Linked DNA regions of Homo sapiens: region 2 is linked to region 1. A link is a contact called in ENCODE Hi-C or POLR2A ChIA-PET data. All regions are on one chromosome and are shown on one strand. The core of a region is the stretch at or near the end of the contact, and the rest is flanking DNA. Distances in the headings are between cores, read along the strand shown. Region 1 overlaps LOC105376755 (a long non-coding RNA gene). Region 2 holds the start of LINC01825 (long intergenic non-protein coding RNA 1825).

Region 1 (6,826 bases), core at 3,572-6,071:
TATTCAAGAAGTTCTATGAAGGAGAGGTGGGTAGGTGGGTGGTTCACCCTAAGACCAAGACGGGCTCAGAGCATATGACTGCCACTAAAACAAGCAAACAAGTGCAAACTTCGACTTGGACTTTAATAGAAATATAATCTCTAGATCAAGGAAAATTATTGTGTTCAATTCTGCATATTATTTTTAGACAGAAGTTGCTATATTGTGACAAAGACACAAGAAGTAAACAAGTTGACAAGCAGTCCATAAACTACTGCTACCTGAAGAATTGGGATGTCTGGCCTGAAGAAGCACGGGGGTGTGTGTGTGTGTGTGTGTGTGTGTGTGTGTGTGTGTGTGTATTGACTGGGGGTGGGGCTTCGGTTGGGCCATAAGAAGCGCGGGGGTGTGTGTGTGTGTGTGTGTGTGTGTGTGTGTGTATTGACTGGGGGTGGGGCTTCGGTTGGGCCATAACGGCTGACCCTAAATGTTTGATGATGAGTTACCATGTAAAGCAGGAATCATTCTTATTTTGAATACTTTCTGAAAACAAAACCAAAGGATAACCACTGTAGAGGAAAGGATTTTCACGACACTATGAATGAAATATTTTCTAATAATTAGAGTTTCCCAGTAATAAAATTCCTGGAAAAGTAGTGAATTATTTGGTACTAGAAATATGCAAGTACAAATCAGAGTATTGACCAATAATGCAATAGAAGTGATTCTTGTAATAGGCATGCAGTGGGACAGGATGAGCTCTCATATTCTTTCAGAGTAGAATATTTTATTGAAGAGAGACACATACAAAAGACACAGTGAAGAAGAAAATGACAAGGGTGTATGGGAGGCCAGACATGGAAAGGCAAAGGAAAGAAATGAAAATCACAGCATGATGGTGTATGCCACACATCATAGGCTAAAATACAAGGGATACCAACTGGTGAGCTCCCCCTCACACATTGTACATGTCCTTATCCCTGTTGTACACCCAGCTCAGCCCTTTGCAGGGCACAGCTCAATGAAGCCACACCAGGGAATCAATGCAGGCTCACTGTTAAGTTAATTTATCTGCCTGCTCTTTCAGGGACTGTTAGAAGCACCAAGAGCACAGCCAGAGTGTCATAAACAGGTAAACTTTATAAGCAGTCAGCTCTTCAAAATCAAATGCTCTCAGTCCAAGGCAAGGAAAAGCAGAATATACAAAAGAAAATCTGTGAGAATTATTATTGTGAGTTGTGGTGGATACTATTAAGTGATGCCATTTACGATCATCAAAATAATGCATATTGTCCCCTGGAATTTGTTCTCTGACATGAAAACAACTGGAGAAAACTAGGGCTTTTATCAATATCTCATTTTAAGAAATGTGGATTAAGTATAAATAATTATAGAAAGAAATCAAAAGACAATAAAACAAAATGGAAGGCAGATTTAGACTTTTCATCCTTCAAGTATAAACCTGAATGTTCAAGTTTTATTCATTCCTATGCAGTTTAAATTATTAGCATTTTATTATGTAAAGCTGCAAATTTGGTTTTACAGTGAAATAAATTTTTTAACACCTGTTTCCTTTTCTGTAAAATAAAAGATTTAAGCAACATGATTGCTACAGCCCATTTCAATTCTGAAATTCAACAATTAATAGATTATATTTACTATTTACTACAGCCACCAGAGTAGATAATTTTGAGAGACCTTGTTGGAATTAGTCTCAAATCATTTTCAGATTCTCATTAGCAGGCAAGAGTTGAAATAATGGAAGCTATTATTTCCCAACTACCATCAGTATGCAAGTCTCAAAGAAAGATGATAGAAGCAAACAGTCTCAATTATTAGAAACATGGCTTTCATGTCAATAGGTTGAGGGTACAGAACAGAATGTTGATGGAACCTAGAAATGCTCTTTCTGCTCACACTATACAATGGTGCTTGTGGAATTAATTTCTTGTAAGAATCAAATAGGAGCCTTTAAGTCTGATTTGCGTGATTTCCCAGTTGCCTTTCTGGGGAGCCAGGAGTTTTATTATGAACCCTCACGGTGATCCAGAAGTTGAAGGGATAATTATTCTTGTTAAACGTCACATTGCAGTAAGATATCCTCCTAGAAATATAGGAATATGAAATAAGACTTAAAATTGGATTCTGCTATTCACAATTATGTGTGCCTTTTGACTATTTGAGCATATTCAGCATACAAAGCATGCCCATTAAGTGACATAAACTTCTACACTAGCTGAGAAATATCATGGTAGAAACTCTAAAAAGGAAGTATATGATTGAACATTTTGGCTCAAAGCCATAAGTTACTGTGAGCTCAGAATGAAAGATAAGATAAAAGCAAGGACTGTAAAAGTATCTAAAAATACATATGATACAAGATTTTCAAAATAAAAAAAGACAGCTAAAAATGGTGCAGAGATCCTTAAGAGCCTTCAAAGTGTATCTTAACAATAATAACTCAAATGTCCCTGAGAGAACCTGATTAACAGTGAGCAAGAAATCCCTATTAACCTTTACCAGCTTCAAATGATGACATGTTCACATCATTTCATGTAATAGATAAACAGGAAATCAAATAAGACCATTTTGGAGTAATTGGAATATTGCAATATAAAGAATCTGCCGCAGAGTAGATAATCAACAAATGTTAGTTTTCCTGGGAAAGCACCATCTCTAACGATTATCCCTGGATATTTTGTGAAAACAGTATACTTCTGGTAAATCAAAAATTCAATCAGAATATTCCTCCGTAGTTTAATTCTAAGCTACTCTAGTTCTGTGATATTTGATATACACCATAGTTTTAAATCCAAGACCCTTGTTCCAAAGAACTTGAAAGAGTTACTAAAATTAGAAACATACTCACTGTTAAGATGAACAGTGGCAAACACATACTGCATGGTCAAGAAATTATGTCTGATGTTTACATAGTCACAGGAGTTGTTCCTCACCAAACAGTAGTTCTCAAACTGTAGTAAGCATGAGAATCACTCAGAGAGTTTCCTGAAAATGGTGATGCTCTATGCTAACTCCCATTCTTTAGAAGGGCCAAGAAATCTGCATTTTAACCATCATCTGGGTATTTTGGAAACACATTTGTTCTCAGAGTATACTTGGAGAAACCATGTCCAAAACATATGTGGCTGCTTCTCAATGAAATTTGTCTGCTAAAATGAGAGACATAGAATCTTAGCATCGATGTGATTGTCTGAGTGGATTTCAAATGCAATGGCGTGCTAGTTCTGCCTTGGACAGATTTTCATAATTGAGTGGCTTAGGTGGGGACCCAATATAACTAATCAGAATGTGATTGATGCCACAGCTGATAAAGGTGAACTATACTCACTAATGCGCTACACTCTGGGAGCTTCTTTATGCTGGAGGCTGGGACTGTTGCCCAGACTCTGTGATTGTAATGAAGATAGGCATGGGTCTTTAATGTTTTCTACCTCCTACTCCAAATGCTGAAAAATGGTTAGTATTGAGTATTTTTATACATAGCAAGAACAAGATAGACTGAGTTGGAAATTCTAGTCCCATATATCCCACTGACAATATTCTAATATAATTTCTTTTCTAATGTTCTATTAAAATGATTGATGTCAAATTAAACCTTTGGAATGGTGGCTGGTCATGTGAAAAAGTGACAGTTGGCCAGGATGCCATTATTAACATTTTGCATTCAGACTGATTTAACAACCCTGCTCCACTCGGCATTATATGTGTGCATTTACCCCAATTTGTACTTCCTAAAAAATGCTCTTCAATGAATAAATTGGCTCATGACAGCTGTTCCTTACCTTTTTCTAAATCTCATTTGTAAATAAGGCTCAGCCACCTAGCAATCAAAAGGTTGTTATAGATTACTTTGTAGAATTTTTACTGATCCAAGTTATTTCTTATTTCCAAGTTATGGAAAATAACTCATTATGTATTTTCTCTCTATACACTCGTCAGGCTTTAAAAACCATGTCCTCCAAAATGGAGACAAAAGAAAATCAAAGAGGTAAATCGAATATGCCAAATTTTGGAGAGTAAAAATATCATTATATGCAAACCTGATACATTTCATAACCTGAGTGACATCCCTTAGACCTCCAGTGCACTGGCAAGCTCTAGAAACCACCTGATCCAAGCTATCAGAATACCAAAACACCTGAATGCTATGTCTAAAATTAGACTATTGAAATTCTCCCTGGATTGTCACTTTGCTTTATTACCAACACATTTTTTCTCTGGGTGTCACAGTTGCTTTAAATGAGTAAAGAGTGCCACCAAGCGGCAGCATGATATTCATAAATCAATTCTATTTTCCTTCAGAAAAAATATACTTTACCTTTGTTAATTGTGCTGACATTCTTAAGAGAGACAGGATTACTCACATGATTTAAAACATTTAATTTCAATGTTCAAGTTATATCTCAGTAAAAAAGCACATTTTGCTAGATTGATGAGCAAATTTGCTATGATACATTTTTTAAACATGAAAGTTCTATCTGCAGTATTTGTAAAAAGGACAGTCATGCATTGCTTAACAATGGGGATACATTCTGAGAAATTCATCATTAAGCAATTTTATCTTTGTGGGAACATCATAGCGTGTATTTATACAAACCTGGATACTATAGTATGCTACACACCTAGGCCATGTGGTATAGCCTATTGCTCCTAAGCTACAAACCTGAACAGTATGTTACTGTACAGAAGGCAATTGTAACACAATGGTAAGTGCTTCTGTATTTAAAAATATCTAAACAGTAAAGGTACAGAAAATAAAGTATAAAAGGTTTTTTTATAAAGCACACCTCTATAGGGCACTTACCATGAATGGAGTTTGCAGGATTGGGAGGTGCCCTGCGTGAGTCAATGAGTGAATGGTTAGTGAGGAACGGAATGTGTTAGTAATGGAATGTGAGCCCTAGGACATTCGTGTACACAACTACAGGCTTTAGAAACACTGTATGCTTAGGCTACACTAAATTTATTTTAAATTCTTTCTTTCTTCAATAATAAATTAACCTTGGCTTACTGGAACTGTTTACAAACTTTTCAATTTTTTTTTTACTTTTTGACTCTTGTAATAACACTTAGCTTACACACATATTGTATAGCTACACAAAAGTATTTTTTCTTTATATTCTTATTCTATAAGCTTTTTCTATTTTTAAAAGTTTTTATTTTTACTTACTTTGTAAAAATTTCTGTTAAAAATTAAGACACAAACACACATATTAACCTAAGGATCATGAACATCACTGTCTTTCCCCTCCATGTCTTGTCCCAGTGGAAGGTCTTCAGGAGCAATAGCAGGCATGGAGCTGTTATATCATCTCCTATGATAACAGTGCCTTCCTCTGGAATACTTCCTGAAGAACCTGTCTGAGGCTGTTTTACAGTTAAATTTTTTATAAGTAGAAGGAGTACACTCTAACAATAAAAGTATAGTACAGTAAATACATAAACCAGTAACATAGTTGCTTACTAACATTGTCAAGTATTATGTACTATACACAATTCTATATGCTATATTTTATATGACTGGCAGCACAGTAAATTTGTTTATACCACCATTACCGCAAACATGTGAGTAATGCATTTCACCATGACATTATGATGCCTATGACATGACTAGGTGATAGGAATTTTTCAGCTCCATTATAATCTGTAGGACCACCAACAGATATGTGGTCTATTGTTGACTGAAATGTCATTATGTGGAGCATAACTGTATTAATAAGAATCCAATTTCCAAATCTTATTAGCTACATAGTGACTACTGGTATGGAAACCTGCAGTTTCCAGACAAAACTTTTTTTATTATACAAAATGTTGTTTCTGTCCAGATATTTCAAGAATATCAGATCAGGGGCAAAAGGGTAATTTTTTTTAGTATGTATTGCATAATCCCAGCAATGCTGACATTTAATCCCAGCTCCACATTGAGGGGAAATAAGGTATTCTCATTATCCCAACTTCCTTTTCAAAGGACTGTGCAATTTTGTGAAAATAAAGTCCATAGATAGTCCTCTAAATCTATTACAGTTATTAGTTCTGCTTCTGTATTCATGTATCCCCTCATTAAACAAACATGTACTGAGCATCTACCCTGCCAAGAACAGTGCCAAGAAGAAAATGACTAGACCAGTCCTGTCCTAATGATAATCGTAACAAGCTGGGGTCCCTTGGTTCTGATTAGCTCTGTTGGAAACTTCAAGCTCTCTAAATCAAGACAATTTTATTTATAATAATGCATTATATTTGTGAGCATTTTCTAAAGCTTTCAGAATGATTTTGCATTTATAATTTCACTTACAGTCACAATGACTTTGACCATGTACAATAGCTGTGAGAGCTGTTAATTATTATCCTTATAGTTCAGGATGTGGTTAAATGACTTACCTAAGATGTCATAGGAAGGTGGTGCCAAGATCAAAATTAAAATCTTCTAACTTCCTAAACTGTGCTCTTTCTAGGAGGCCATTGCTCCTTATGATAAATACATTAAAATTAGCATGATATTTTGAGCAAGGTCATTATCACAGGAAGTTCTACAATAATTATAATGATGCTGACACTTGGTAAAATATTTTTGGAACTCTTGTTTTAAATTTCTCTTTCTGGGAATATAAGAAAATCAGTCTCATTACATGTTTCATTCAACAGAGATTTATTCAGTATCTGTCACTTGCATGCACTACACTGGGTGATATTGGGATATAAAGATGATCCAGTTGGCAAGAAATTTACAATGTAGTAGGCACAATGAGAAATGTCGCACTGGTGCTTTTTTACTTAATAGATTTGCATGGACATTGTATGGGCATAATGCATATTGTACTTTATT
Region 2 (7,423 bases), core at 695-3,194, 210 kb after region 1:
AATTCAGCAAAATGGATATATCACATTTTGTTTATCCATTCATGAATTAAGGGACATTTAGATTTTTTTAACACTTCTTATTTGGCTATTTTGAATAATATAGCTATGAATCTTTACATACAAGAATTTGTGGACTTATATTTTCATTTCTTTTGGGTGGATTCTAGGAAACTATATTTTTGACTTTTAAGAAACTGCCAAATTGCCTTCCAGTTCACATTTTACATTCCCTCCAGCACTGAAGAAAGTTCAAGTTCCTCCACATCCTTCACAACACTTGATATTACGTCTTTTTGATTATTGCCTTTCTACTTGGTATGTAGTGCTATCTCACTGCATTTAAATTTGCATTTCCCAGTGATTAATGAGCATCTTTATTTGCCATTTTCATACCTTCTTCGATGATGTGTCTACTTAAATCTTTGCCCATTTTTGAACTGGGCCATTTGTTTTCTTATTTTTGTAAGAGTTCTCTATACATTCTGGATTTAAGTTTTTTATTGTATGTTATTTGCAAATATTTTCCCTGCAACCCCTAATCCTTGCCAGTCTTTTTGCCTGCTGAAAGGAATAGTAGGGAACACTGATAACAATGTTTATTGAGGCAGTGTGATACAAGATGTCTTAATGCAGTCTTTTTTTATCCAAAACAGACCTTTGAGGGAGCTACTCTTATCATTCCTGTATCACAAATGACAAAAGTACATTTTTAAGGAATTAAGTTGCTTGCTCAGGATCACATGGCAGGAGAAGTGAAGAGAATAGCACAGGTTTTTTCCCTAACCCACTCTTGTATCAATCGCTGGCCAGTCAAGATAGATTTCTTGCCAAGACTCTTGACTCCCCTAGAGGCCCAAATTTACCCAAGGAAAAAAATGCATATATAGCTATAGCCCTTTGATTTCTTTTGCACCCACTGGAAATAATAAAAGTTACTCAAGCAGTAAGCAACAAGCAGTCCCCCACGTCACTCTAATTCCTGCCAACTGTCCATTGTATGGATGCCAGAAGCCACTGAGCCATGGAAATTACAGTAATAGAAGAGTGGGAGGAAATCAAATTAGTCTTATGCTCCATGACAGCTAATACCAAAAACTTTACATTATAAAAAAATGTTAAAAGTCTACCCATAGAGCATTCAAACAGAGTTTAAGACAAAAAGGAGCAGAAGTGTAGAGGTAATTTCCCCCAGTTCACAGGACACTATTAGCACCTTGAGGGCTCCAATGAAGTATATAGAGAAAATGGTGGCCATGTGTTTTTAGGAGAGAATGTCCCACAAAAGTACTACCCATCGGGGAGCCCAAACAGAAGGAAAAAATGGCAGCCACTACATGGTAGCCAAACAGGCTTATTGATTAGTCTCTCTCTCTTTCTCTCTGTCTCTCTATCTCACACACACATACACACACACACACACACACACACACACAGAGTTCTGTAATTTTGCATGACATAGTGTATATTCAGTATTGCACAGAATGATTCAATGAAACTTACAAGACCAGAAATAAAAATATTAGTCTGGTCCTGCCTACACACTATCCCTTTTACCTTTTACTCCAAGTTATTTAACACTCTCTGGGTCTCACCTTTCTATTCTCTTAAAAGAAGCAATTGGACCAGATAATATCTTAAAACTTTCACAGCTCTAACCATCTCTAATGTTCAAAGAGCTACCCAGTTCACACTTTGCCAAAGAAATTGTAAATTGTGGTATTTCCTGTAAAAGAACTCTCCGATTCTAATCTTTAAAAAAAAAATTCTGAAGCCTATTTCATTCTCTGAAAACTCTAAATTAATGTTTAGGATATGTCTATCATTTTTAAAAAGAAAATGCCCTTCAGGCAAAAGAAAACTCCACGTCCTCATCTGTGGGCTGGCCTTCTTAAAGGCACAATGCATTCCTAACTTCTAACCTTGGAAGGGCACTTTTTTTTTTTCCTATCGTAAGAGCTCTCTGAAGTCTTGTTTGCAGAACTGTCTGCAAGGCTGCTTGTCACCTTCGAATATACTCCATCAACATGCTGCCACTTCATCTTGTTTAGGCTCTTCGACTGCTTTATAGAAGGACACTGAAGTCCACATCTATCTCCTTGAGACAGGCAAAGAAACAAATCCTTTATCCTGTCTCAAAAAGAGCTGACAAGCTTTTAGTAGTGTTTATCTTCACTGAAGGGTGATAACCTTGAAAATGAAAGTGAAAAGAGACTGATACAATTAGGTATGTAGTCTTCTCCATACTGTATTACAATTGGTTTTCTTTTATAGTTTAACATAGTATAACATTCTTTTATAGTTTTATATAAGTCGAAGTTTTCTGTTGTCCACACTGGTTTTTCTAAAACTAAATTTAAAGTTACAGTTTATTTACAAAATATCAGTGCATCATGTTGTGACTATTTTGCAAAAATGTAATTTTCCTCTTAAGCCAGAAGGGGTTAAAAATATTTCTTTGAAATGTTTTATCCTACCATTCTTCCCATATCATCTATGCCATTTTTTTCTCTCCCTTGACATTTGACTCCATGTTATGTCATATTCAGAGAGATTTTTCTAAAATAAATTTCCCAGATTACAGGCAAATCTTAGAATTCTAATTATTTACATCTTATAGAGTCAAGGACAGTAAAGGGTAGATTTGACATTTCATTAATAACTTGTGTATTCAAATTTCCATTTGTGTTAAATTGTGCCCACTCCCGAGGTTCCAACAAATATAGATATGCCTGGCAAGCTAGTAGCTTGGTTATCCACAGGTCATTTTGTGTGAACAACCATGAGTCCCTTAGAAAAGAATTCATCCTGCTGTGAGTTGGCTGAAAGCAAAAAATACAAAAAAGAAAAGAAAAGAAGAAAGGAAAATAGCTCATCCTATCAGAACAAGAAGTCAGACACAAAGATTTGGCCACTAGAGGAGAGTGGTGTCTCTGAGTCCAATGTCATGTCTGCTTTGTCCCCATGCCAGCTCCACAAGTTTTCATGTCTAAGTCACAGGGGGGAAAGAGTCCACGAGCAAAAAATCTAAGTGTAACTCAAAATAGAAGAGAGACATTCTTTCCCACTACGTGGCAGAGCAAGGCGTATCTGTGGTCTCTTGTGGGTGTCTGATTCAGCTACAAGAGATCACAGTGGTTCCTAACAAATGACTGGCAACAGGTTGCTGAAAGGGGCAGCAGTCAGCAGGTAAACTTGTACCCAGCATTCGCAAACCCCTCCCTGGCGACTCATCGACACACAGAAGGGTCACTCTCATGAGACTGAAATCCTGCAAAGGAAGAGGAAGCATCCTCTAAGGCACCACTGCTACTCTCCTCTCTCTGCTACAGCTACCTTTCCATTCTCCCATGCCTCTCTCCATGGGTGTGCTTAGCCAACAAATCCAGGATCTGTGGCAGTACTGAATCATCAAGTCCCAGGGGATAATAGCCAGAAAGGGCCTTGGAGGCCAGATTGACACTGCCCTATCCCATCTCTCTGGAGCTAGTTGGTGCTGGCAAGGCTCTGAGTAGCAACACAGTCTGTGAGTCAGCGTCCGCCCACAGCTGAAGGTTGTTGCTTGTTCTCAGTGGGAGCTGAGTGTGGACAAAATATCCCTGTGGGCTTAATCTGGCCTGCAGGCTGTATTTAGCCACCCCTGCTCTGGTCCTAAATTACTTCGCAGTGATACAAGAATTTCTAAAAGTTACACTGTAAGGTTTTGGCTTAGAACTTGATATTACCTCAAGTGTGTTATCCTAATAAAATACAGGCCATCTCATGCTTTTTATTCCATTTATACAGAGCCAATGATCTTATGCATGGAGGTCTTTCTTTGGCCTTGATTGTTTTTTTATCTTTCCATCTTCCCACCTCCACAAAATCTTTATTAAGTCTTGAAGATATGCCAGGGAGTAGCTCTGAACAATGTAAATTATAACTTTCCCTAAAATGGCACAAGCTAAAACATAAAGATATTAAGACTCCATAACAAGGTTTTAAGATGCTTAGAACTGTACCACTGGGCTGGGCATAGAGTAACACATCAGTAGGTAATTTTTTAGTTGAATTTTGATGAATGAAATGGAATGAAGTATCTGTTTGTTTGTTTGTTAAGAGCAAGGCAGTGTCATATACTCAGAGAAGGAACTTGGAAGAAGCTTCTTTGAAGAAGTCATAGGTTCACATTCTACTTCCCTTACAAAACGTATAACCTTGGGAAAAAACATAAAATGGAGATAAATTATATCTCTGCAGAATGTTATAATGATAAATTAGGTAAGTATGTAAATCATCTGATATAATGTCTGCTTCAATTGGAATTGACCATCTTTTTTTAAAGTCATAAAGATTATCCTTATGGCTATATGCAACGAGGACTAAAAGGTCAGTGTCTGTCACTTCTCTAAGCAAATGTTGGGCAGATCAGATAAGGGATACATACTGTCAGGAGGTCTCTCCTGTTTAGAAAATGAATGTCAGTTATAATTTGAAAATGGAAGTTTTTGAAGGCATCTAAGCACTGGATGCTATGAAGAACTCCCAGAAATATCAAGAACTCCCAGAAATATCAATTTTCCACTTTCCTATCACAGAAAGCTCTAGGCAGTCCCTAGTTTAAACATGGCATATACCATTTGGCCTGGAACATCTGGGAGGTGAGACTACCCCCATGTTCCAGGGTCAGATTTGGCCCACTGGACAAGTCACCACCTCTATTCATCTGAGGCAATTCATTGTGGAGACAGCACTAGACCGACTCAGGGGTCTAAAACCATGAAATCTAGAATTGGTTCCATTCCCTTCCTAGCTGTATGGCCTGGGCAAGTTACTTAAGCTCCTTGAATCTCAGATTCCTCATTTATGCAATGAGAACAATATCTGTTCTTCCTGCACGATTAAGTTACTGATGGTTATTGTCATTTGCTCTACCCTAGCTCCACCTATATTGCTCGGGCTTAATGAGTGTTTCCTCAGCCTTGTGTCAGGTCTCGACTTGTATTACCTCATGTAGTTCTCATATCAACTTAATGAGGTAACTGTGATTCCCATTTTACAGATGAGAAAACTGAAACACTGAGGGGTTAATTAACTTACATACTTGGTTAGTGGCAGAGCAGGAATCTGACTTCAAAGCCCATGTGCCTAGCCATTATGCTAAGCTGTCTCTTAGAAACAGGTAGGTTTTGAGTGCCCAGCACTCATTTAACATGTATGTATTTAGTGCAAAGTTCTCGCCCTTGAGGACCTCATATCCAAAGTCATAGTGTAGAGATGTGCAGGGTCAAATTGATCTTTGTACCCACCCCGGAAGATCTGAAAGAACCCCAGGTCTTCAGCAAGTGGAGCAATTTCCTCTGTTAGGATGTAAGACCGAAAGAGACACACCCACAACCAGAGTCACCCACACTCCGATGGGGCTAGCGATAGTCAGTCTGGCCATGTGGTGCCACTTCCTCTCTGGTTTGTAAGCACTTTCTCTTCTATTTCTACTAACAAGGCATTTAAAGAAACAATTGTGTTCTTTAGTCAGAAGAAAAATTGCATTTTGTTTAGTCTGAAATAAATAAATTTAAAGCTACACTGCAGAAATAAAACCTTTAAAAATCACATAAATGATCATATATTTTTTCTGGGTTTTCTTACTAATATGCATAGCACTACAGTACTTAATTGTTTCCACAGTCAGAGCCTAGAATTTTAAAACTCCAAGATAGTTGTCTAATGCCATTTTACATAAAAAGATTAGATTGAAACTTTCGTCTCCTCATTTCCAGTCCTGCACTCTTTCCACTGAAAGACTGTCATTCTTTAACTATGCTAGTTTTAATTCCCTGCCTGAAGAATTGTGTCCTTTCTTCCCTTCTGCCAAATTCCTATTGATTGGCTGGTGATGAGTTAGTAAATGCTTGATGAGAATGCCATTTAGGCCTTCAGTGTCAAGATCAAGGAAGGCTTATAAAGAGATGCCTTTCATCTTTTCCTAAAGTCAGTGCCTTAGGTAATCACTTCATGTCCAGAGGCAAAGAGTCCCCCAGATGAGGTGCCATGACTCGGGGAACTCTGGCCTCAGCTTTGTCAGCTCATTAAGAATACTGTCTACCACAAAGTGACTTTTGAACACACTAAGTAGCAAGAATCAAATGGTTTCTGCAGCGACAGGGTCAGCTGGATCAGAGCCTCAGCCTTGAAATAAATCAGATATTGAAGAAGTAAACAACAAAAGAAGCTGAAGACAGACTGGATACAGACATGGTGCTTTTATCTGTCAGCCAGCAAGCCATCAGCTTTCTCTTTTGCAAAGAGACATGGTGTTTCTATAGTGCCATCTTATACGTTGGGTTACATGCCCATCTTACTTGCTTGTTTGTCAGCTCTTGGAGAGCAAGGACCCTATCATGCATATTTTTATTCCTTAGTTTGCAGCACATTCTCTTTTATATAACAGGTGTTTGATGTATGAAGAAATAAAAAAGAAAGGAAGGAAAACTCTATGTCCTGTATCCTGAAGAAATTTATAATAAGGCTTATTGCTTTTCTCCCAGACTGTATAAAATTCAATGATAGAAAACATGCAGAATTATCTTGTAGAAGAAATAGAGAAAATGGAGAACAAGAGAGGCTATTAAAGACAGGAATTAATTTATGGCAGGGTAGGGAGGCTCATGCCTGTAATTCCAACATTTCGGGGAGCCAAGGTTGGTGAACTGTTTGTGCTCAGGAGTTTCAGTCCAGCCTGAGCAACACGGCAAAACCCCATCTCTACAAAAAATACAAAAATTAGCCAGGCGTGGTGGCGCATGCCTGTAATCCCAGCTACTTGGAAGACTGAGGAGAAAGGATCGCGTGGGCCCGGGAGGTTGAGGCTGCAGTGAGCTGTGATGATAAATACAGAAATAAATAAAAAGAAGAAAGGAATTAACTTTTGTTTAGGGAATACTATGCCAAACACTGTAGCAGGCAATTTGTATATACCATCTTATCTAATCTTACCATAACACCATGAGTCAGATATTCATATTTCTCATTTTTATATCTATAGATAAAGAAACCAGGACTCAAAGATGAAGTAACTTGTTCAAAGTCTGGCAGCTACTAAGTGACAGAGCTGAAATTCAAGCCACCAACTACAAGGTTCATATTCTGTTCACTTCATCAGGCTGTTTACTGTAGGCAAAAATACTATTTTACAGCCATAATTAAACAACTTTCTAGCAAACGGCATTTCTATCATTCTAGCACCACTAGCATTATCGCCTCTTCTCCCATTGACATATTTTTTTAAGGCACTAACCTGGAATTTCTTCTTCCAGTACAGATGGACTAAGGGGGCGCAAACCCCCCTGGGTGAAACAACAAAAAGAAAAACAGATAAAATATATTAAACAACAGCTCTCAAGATACTAGCATCAGGCAACAAACCAAAGTGATCCCTGTGAGATAG

The links. A loop is a pair of places that touch in the nucleus more often than their neighbours do. ChIA-PET counts read pairs that join two places held with the same protein, here RNA polymerase II (POLR2A). Pooled maps may share reads with other maps.
Region 2: a loop to region 1 is called in a map of MCF 10A, with 3 times the contacts of the local background. The contact joins the promoter of LINC01825 here to the enhancer-like site in region 1. A Hi-C loop is called at or near these places in 1 of 168 maps with a recorded cell type or tissue (MCF 10A), 2 of 37 single-sample maps with no recorded cell type and 8 of 50 pooled maps. POLR2A ChIA-PET finds 5 or more read pairs at or near these places in 2 of 52 experiments (PC-9 and activated CD4-positive, alpha-beta T cell).

The regions. Positions count from the first base shown.
Region 1 is chr2:195,314,415-195,321,240 of GRCh38, forward strand. The region is part of intron 1 of LOC105376755 (a long non-coding RNA gene); the gene reads right to left. Among named protein-coding and RNA genes, the nearest start is that of LINC01825, 220 kb to the right of the region's middle. Within about 2 kb of position 4,822, at least 3 of the 41 ENCODE cell types and tissues checked have a DNase peak (open chromatin) inside an H3K27ac peak, as active enhancers do.
Region 2 is chr2:195,531,020-195,538,442 of GRCh38, forward strand. It overlaps LINC01825 (long intergenic non-protein coding RNA 1825), which reads left to right and starts at 1,945. Exons shown (of 3, transcript NR_186609.1): 1 at 1,945-2,224; 2 at 7,022-7,113; 3 at 7,293-7,423. RefSeq lists an enhancer at 3,095-3,144.